Regions from separate parts of the Homo sapiens genome. Here regions 2 and 3 are each linked to region 1. The links are chromatin loops, found by intact Hi-C in ENCODE. Cell type or tissue: A673. All regions are shown on one strand.

The links. A loop is a pair of places that touch in the nucleus more often than their neighbours do. Peaks named below come from ENCODE experiments on the same cell type or tissue, not always from the same donor. Only the 100,000 strongest peaks of a DNase experiment are listed, where the experiment ranks them.
Region 2: a loop joins it to region 1, with 2.4 times the contacts of the local background. A loop is called at or near these places in 5 of 110 quality-filtered maps.
Region 3: a loop joins it to region 1, with 2.8 times the contacts of the local background. A loop is called at or near these places in 3 of 110 quality-filtered maps.

What each region holds. Positions count from the first base shown.
Region 1 is chr1:83,859,261-83,861,760 of GRCh38, forward strand. It overlaps LINC01725 (long intergenic non-protein coding RNA 1725), which reads right to left and starts at 1,736. Exons shown (of 3, transcript NR_119375.1): 1 at 1,559-1,736. It overlaps LOC101927560 (a long non-coding RNA gene), which reads right to left and starts at 1,286. Exons shown (of 3, transcript NR_119374.1): 1 at 1,148-1,286. RefSeq lists silencers at 1,415-1,594, 1,695-1,824. In A673, CTCF peaks have their summits at 1,358 (motif pointing left) and 1,557; a DNase peak (open chromatin) is centred at 1,351; H3K4me3 peaks cover 523 bases; H3K27me3 peaks cover 948 bases.
Region 2 is chr1:83,592,093-83,594,592 of GRCh38, forward strand. The region is part of intron 2 of LINC01725 (long intergenic non-protein coding RNA 1725); the gene reads right to left. Among named protein-coding and RNA genes, the nearest start is that of LINC01712, 150 kb to the left of the region's middle. In A673, a CTCF peak has its summit at 1,166 (motif pointing right); no DNase peak of the experiment used is centred here.
Region 3 is chr1:83,544,203-83,546,702 of GRCh38, forward strand. The region is part of intron 2 of LOC107985043; the gene reads left to right. Among named protein-coding and RNA genes, the nearest start is that of LINC01712, 99 kb to the left of the region's middle. In A673, a CTCF peak has its summit at 1,440; a DNase peak (open chromatin) is centred at 1,449.

The DNA of each region.
Region 1 (2,500 bases):
ACAAACACTAAAACCTCAGAATAAAAAGATAGCTCATGATGTAGGATTGTTTCCAATTATTGGCAGAAGGACAGAAAGATCATCATATCAGTAACAAAGAACAATCATGCTGCAAAGAACAATCAATGGAAATGCAATTTTCAATGTTACAAATCATTAAGCTGAAGATATATGAGTATCAGTTTCAAATATAACATGTAATCAGAATCTGCTGTAAAACCAGATAAAAAATAACTTTGAAAAACTGTACTAAATCAACGAGTTATTTATTTACTAAAATAAAAATCTGACTTCTGGGTACAGTCATTCTGAAGGCTCTATCGTAGGGAATGAAAATGAGACTTCATCTCTTAACTTTAGAAATACAAAAATCTTCATAACAATCTTATGGGGACTATAATTATCATCCCCATTTCACAGATAAGCAAAATGAGAAACAAGGTATTAAGCAACTTATACAAGGTCAGCCCATTAGTAAGTGGTGCAGCTGGGATGTAAACTCTGGCAGTTTAGCTCCTGAGTCCAGCCTCTTAGCGACTACATTACACACCTCTCATCTGGATAAAACATAAAACTGTAGAAAATCCAGGAGTCCTTTCTAAAGAGAGAGGTTTTAGCTGGGTTTTGGAGGTACGTTGTCTTTTTTTTTCTTTTTGCCTCTTTCTACTATATGCCCTTATTTATAACCTAAAATATTAGATATGAAATTCTGCCTTCTGTTAAGCAAATGACCCATTATGCCTGATGTCCATAAGGGCCATTCCATCTGGAAACCAGAGCTAGTCCCTTAATTGTTCCATGCTAATAGTTAATAGAACATTTGATAGAATTCCTTACATATACCTTTGTTATTTAGCCTTATGACATTTCATTAGAATTATTTAGATGACTTTTTCCTGTACTAGAATTTGAACTCATGGAAAGTGAGGATGTTATTAATAATTTGTTTCTCTGTTATCTAGCATAGCAATTGACACACAGCTGACACTCAACATACATTTGTTAAATAGAAATTACATGCCACAAAGAAAGAAAGCCTGAAAGAAACAACCTTAGCCTGCATATTAAACGCACAGATAATTGCCTGTTTTACACTAAATGAACTTTTTAACAACAATGAAAAAAATTTTTGGACAACTTTCCTGACCTCTATCCTTTATTCCTCATGTAAAATAGGTCAAAAAGTCTGAACGATCCTTTCTCAGACATGTCTCCTGAATCTGGATCATCACCATGCCACCCGGGGTAGGCTCTGGTCCTAACCGGCCTGGACTCTGAGCAACGGTGTCCTGACTGCTCTCCTGACAACTGTCACTCCCAGGCCCGGCCACTCGCCGTCTCAGCGCCCCCTCGCGGCCCTTCTCTACCCACCTCGGGACTTCCCAGGCCTCCTGGCTGCGCCGCAGACCCTCCCCGTCCCAGATCCCGCCAGGGCCCACTCGGGCTCCAGCCGCTGCCTGGGACAGCCAAAGGCCGGCCCGGGCGGTTCTTCCCCAGGTGGTCCGGGGCGTCCCGGGCCGCACTGGCCTGGCCCATGGGCCCCGAAGAAGGCGCTCACCCAAGGACCACTGTCCGAGCGGCTTCCCCCGGCCCGGCCTGGTGCCGCGTCCCCACCAGCCCGGGGTGGCAGGTTCTACTCGGGAAGCCTGTTTTATGTCTTCTTTCACGCCCATATCACACCGACAAGGGTGAAGCTGTGGAACTTATACCTCGGCTGGGCCCCGCCGCCAACTCCTAGGGCACGGGAACTGCGCACAGGCCGGGGTTCCGCGAGGGGCGGAGCTTCCCGCTCTGCCCTCGGGCAGGTGAGCCGGAGCCTGGCACGTGGGCCTGGGTGTCCTGACAGCCCTGGCCCCCGCCGCCTCTGTACCAGGGAGAGCGCCTGGAAGGCGCCGCTGCCTCTCTCTCCCTACGTGCCCACCTGCCTCTAGGAACTGGTGAGTTACTTCAGTTCTATGTGAGTCTCCAGTGCCACAATTTAGTGTGTACACCAAACGGTGTTATTGAATAGATGAAGATGATTACCACCTGGTAATGAGTTTCCTTAGTCCCGTTCTTATAGAACCTGAAACTCAACGCTAACCACCCCCCCCCCCCGACTTAGAATCACAAACTAGATAGAATCTTTCTGACAATCGGGTGAGTTGGGTTTAATATGCAATGAGGAAATTATACTTTACTCCAAAAACTAGTGCTTGTTATTTTCCTCACAACAAAACTCTCAGATAGACAAAGTTGGCAACCCTATTCCACTCAGCTAGTCGATAAAAGAACCAGGATGGAACTATGATGGGAACCCACATCTTCAGCTTCCTATTGCAGTGTATGTTCTATTACATATGAAAAAGAGACAATAAAGTAGAGGATAAGTAGGACGCTAAAGAAGTAAGGAAAGGAGAGAATCCAGTGTTTGTAAGGAGCTTTGTTTTATTTTCCCAAAGCTTGGAGATTACTTGGCAAAGTGTGATGGTGCTACACAGCCCGTAAGAAATTTGTAATC
Region 2 (2,500 bases), 270 kb before region 1:
ATAATATTCTTTGTTTTTCTGTGTCATTACTATTACCAGTGAGTTTTTCACCTTCAGATGATTTCCTGTTGTTCATTAATGTTCTCTTTTGTTTCAGATTGAAGAACTTCCTTTAGCATTTCTTGTAGAACTGCTCTGGTATTGACAAAATCCTTCAGCTTTTGTTTGTCTGGGAAAGTCTTTGTTTTGTTTCTCCTTCATGTTTAAAGGATATTTTCACTGGATAGATTCTAGGATAGAAGTTTTTTCCTTTAGCACTGTAAATATGTTATGCCTCTCTCTCCTGGCCTGTACAGTTTCTGCTGAGAAGTTTACAGTCAGATGTATTGGAGCTCTTTTGTATATTATTTGTTACTTTTCTCTTGTGGCTTTTAGGATCATTTCTTTTTCCTTGACCTTTGGGAGTTTGATTATTAAATGTCTTGAGATAGTCTTATTTGGGTTAAATCTGCTTGGTGTTCTATACTCTTCTTGTACTTGAATATTGATATCTTTCTCTAGGCTTAGGAAGTTCTCTGCTCTATCCCCTTAAATAAACTTTGTATCCTTATCTCTCTCTCTCTCTCTCTCTACTTCCTCTTTAAGGCCAATAATTCTTAGATTTGCCCTTCTGAGGCATTTTCTAGATCTTATAGGCATGCTTCATTCTTTTTTATTATTTTTCATTTTGCCTCCTCTAACTGGGTATTTTCAAATAGCCTGTCTTCAAGTGCACTAATTCTTTATTCCGCTTGATCAATTCTGCTGTTAAGGGACTTCAGTATGTCAATTGCATTTTTCAACTCCAGAATTTCTACTTCATACTTTTTAATTATTTTAATCTCCTTGTTAAATTTTTCTGATGGGATTCTGAATTCCTTTTGCTGGGCTTCCTCAAAACAGCTATTTTGAATTTTCTGTCTGAAAAGTCACATATCTCTGTCTCTCTGGGATTGGCCACTGGTGCCTTATTTAGTTTGTTTGGTGAGGTCACATTTTCCTGGATGGTCCTGATGCTTGTAAATGTTCATCTGTGTCTGCACATTGAAGAGTTAGGAATTTATTGTAGTGTTTGCAAATCTGAGCTTATTTGTACCCATCCTTCTTGGGAGATTTTCAGGTTTTCAAAGGGTCTCACTCAGGTGTTGTGATATAAATCTTTGGTGACTGCAGCCATATCTGCATTAGGGGGCACCACAAGCCTAGTAATGCTGTGGCTCTTGCAGACTCATAGAGGTACTGCCTTGGTGGTCTTGGGTGAGATCCAGAATTCCTTGGGAATACGATGCAGAAATGTTGGTTCTCATCCTTTACTTTCTCTCAAACAAATGTAGTCTCTCTCTCTGTGCTGAGCTGCCTGGAGCTGGGGTAGGGGTAATACAAGCACTGCTGTGGCCACCAACACTGGAAGTGCACTGAATCAGACCCAAAGCCAAGAGAGCACTAAGTCTCACCTAAGGCCCACAGTGACCACTGCCTATCTATCATCAATGTTCACTCAAGGCCCAAGGGCTCTTCTGTTCGCTTGTGGTAAACGTTGCCAGGCCTGGGTCTCTCCTTTCAGAGCAGTGGGCGCCCCACTCCCCAGGGCAGGTCCAGAAATGCTGTCCAGGAGCCAACGCCTGGAATTAGGGACCCCCAAGAGCTTAGTACTCTATCCCACTGTGACAATGCTGGCACCCAAGCTATAAGACAAAGTCCCCTTTACTCTTCCCTCTCCTTTCCTCAAGAAAAAGGAGTCCTTCCCCATAGCCACCACATCTGGGAATGTGCTAGGTCACATCTGAAGCCAGCCCAGCTCTGAGTCTCAACCAAGGTCCACAATGAGTATAACCTGGCTACCACTGCTGATTATTGAGGACCTAAGGGCTTATCAGTCAGCAAGTGACAAGTTCTGCTGGGACTGGACCCTTCATTTCAAAGCAGCAGGTTCCCTTCTGGCTCAGGATGTGTCTAAAAATGACATCCAGGAGCAAGGTCCTAGAATGGGGGCCTCAGGACTCTCACAGGTGCCCTGTTCTACTGTGGTTTAGCTGGTATACAAGTTGCAAGACAAAAATCCTCTTTCCTCTCTCCTCTTCTCAAGCGGAATGAAGGAGTCTCTCCCAGAGCTGTGAGCTGCACCACCTGGGGTCAGGGGAGGGGTGAGGAAAGCACTCCCTTGGCCACCCATGCCGGTGTGTCACTAAGTCACATGTACTCTAAGTCCACTGGCTCCAAACCCAGCATGGAAACAAGACTTGCCCAGAAATTGCAGTCCTTTTGCTTTAGACTGCCTTTCAAGTTAATTTAGGACCCCAGGGTTCTTTAGCCCACAGTGGTGGGGCTTGCCAGAACTCAGGTTCCAACCTCTAGGATGGGCAATTCACCTCTCATTGAGGCTGGTCTAAATGCTTCCTTCATAGGCCCTGCTGAGTTCTGCTCCATGTTGCTTTCCATTGTGACAAGGCAGCACTGAGTTCCAATACAAAGTCCTACAATTACTGAATTTTCCCACCCCAAAACTCATAAATTTTCTCTC
Region 3 (2,500 bases), 320 kb before region 1:
AACCAATACATTGCAGATACCATTGTACTACAACCCAGTTTAATTTTCAATAGTTTCCATGGGGCTTTGATCATTTACTGATATTAGCTGATAAATTTGTGTGTGTGTGTGTGTGTGTGCGCACACACACAATGTGTCTGTAAGCTTTGTTAAATTATCTTTAAGGATGAAGGAAACCATGTAATTCTTTGAAAATGCAAGGCATAGAATAGGACTTAACAACTGTCTTGAAGACAAATTGGCTTTGAGAAAATGAAAGTAAAATTAACTGCAAAGAAAATATAGGATAAAGGAATGATCAGGAAAGAGTACTGATTTTCCCAACTTGAAGCGTAGTTTTTAGAGTATTAATGAATTTGTGATTTATTAAAAATCTCAATTCTCATTGATTTTCACTGAATTTTTCAGCCACCTTTAAATCTTGAAAAGCCTAGAGTTCTTGTTCCAGGTGATGTTGTGCAATGAGAAAAGAGAGTTTTATGCAATTGCCCCCAGATGACTCCTTGGCTGATACTCCTGTATCTTTATGCTATATGAATTCACTAGATAAACAATGAGGTCTCCACTCCACTTGAGCTACAATCACATTTGGAATCATCCCTCTTAACTAAATTTCTTTCCTAACTTAAAAACTCAGAAAATAAGAATTGATAAAAATAAAATTGAATTATAATCTGTAAAATTTACCAAGATGAGTACAAGTCCAACAGAAAACAATAATGCTAATCATGAAAAATTTGTAAATTACTTCTTTCCTTCTCTTGATTTAGCTATTTTCCTTCTACTTCTACACAGCACACATCAGAGTAGAGTGTTGGCAAAGTTCTGGTGAAATTGCAAAGAGTATATAGCCAAGTGGGAGGATCTAAGCCAACAAGATTGCCTTGTGTTTAGCGAGGAATCCTGAGGTAATCCTGGCTAAAGCAAGTTTATGGCTTAGTGTATACAAATAAATGATGTAATGAGGTCTGTGATCATTACCAGTAAGACAAAAGTGCATTTTAATGTAGGATTCTCATCTCTGTGATAATTCTCGGCAAGCCTGTGATTTGAATCAAGAGTTCTGGCCCATGAGGAGATGTGCATCTGCTACATCTAACACAGGTCTGTTCATTACTCCATGCAAAGGCTGGCAAAGGGAAGAGAAGAACCTCAATTGAAGATTTGGACATCATCATCAACACCTGTTTCCAGTTGAAACCTGCTGAACCAATTCCTGTTTTCAAAACTAACTGAGAAAGTTAAGTTTTGCGGCAGATGAAAAAACACAAAGGGTCTCTCCTGCCAGAGGAGAAGTTGGGTAATATACCTCACAAAAAAAAAAATGTCATTTAAAGAGAAAAACAGTCATCTGCCAATATGGCAGACAGAGATTGCTGCCAAAATTCCAACAGTGCTCCAACTTCCAATCTGCTCCTTGACCAGAAGGGGGACACTACCCCTACTAACAAGATTGGTGAGCCTAGAGAAGCTGTCCATTACAGCACAAGGAAGCCAGGATATGGCAAAATAGAGGAAATATAGGTTCTCAGGCATGGTGCCAACTGTAAAGGAGGAGCAGAGCTGCTTCCGACTAAGGCTGAAGACACGTAAAGCACACAGACTTAACAACAGTGGTGACAAGATGTCCAGACAGGCAGTTTGATCACAGATCTCATCTGGCAGGTCTCCATTCTCTTCTGGCTTAGATACCAGATAAAGATCTTTGTTTCTCCTTCCTTCTTGTCTGATTTTGGGAAAGGTTTCCCCACTGCTGCCCCTCCATTATTTTGACTGACAATCCAAATTGTGTCTACAGGCACAATCAATGTTACTGTAGTCTTTGGACTAACTAACGACTGCCCTTTTAACCAGCCAACGACAGTTGCTGTACTAAGAAAGACAAAACCACCAACTTAGAGTCAGAGGTAATTTGTATTGTATTTTTACACAAATCGAGTTCTAATTTTTGCTACTACATGCAATAAATCACTAAATTTATCTTGTAGTTTGAGAGGCAGTACACTGAATGCAGTGGTTCTCAAACTTTGCTGTACACTTGGAATCATGGGGGAACTTTAAAAAGTACTGATGCCTCACTCCAAACTCAAACATGCTGATTTAATTGATCTAGGGTGTAATCTGGACATTAAGATTTGTAAAAACTCACCAAGTGATTTTATTGTGCAGGTAGATGTGGGAACCACTGTCATAGTGACTAAACGAATGAGTTCTGTAGCCTCCTTAGTTCAAAACTCAGCTTCACCATTTTCTAAGTGGATGACTTTGGAAAGATTAATTCACCAACTAATAGTAATGATTTCAGACAGTTACTTTGAGGATTTAATACAAGAGCATAGGAAAGTGCCTGGTACATAGCAAGTGCTCAATCAATGTGAGTTTTAAAATGAATCATTTATTAAAAATATGTATAAGTACTAATCCAAACAGACGAAAACTGTTTACATGATTTTCTTATTAATTTCTTAAATGAATTCCATTCATCTGATATATATTTACT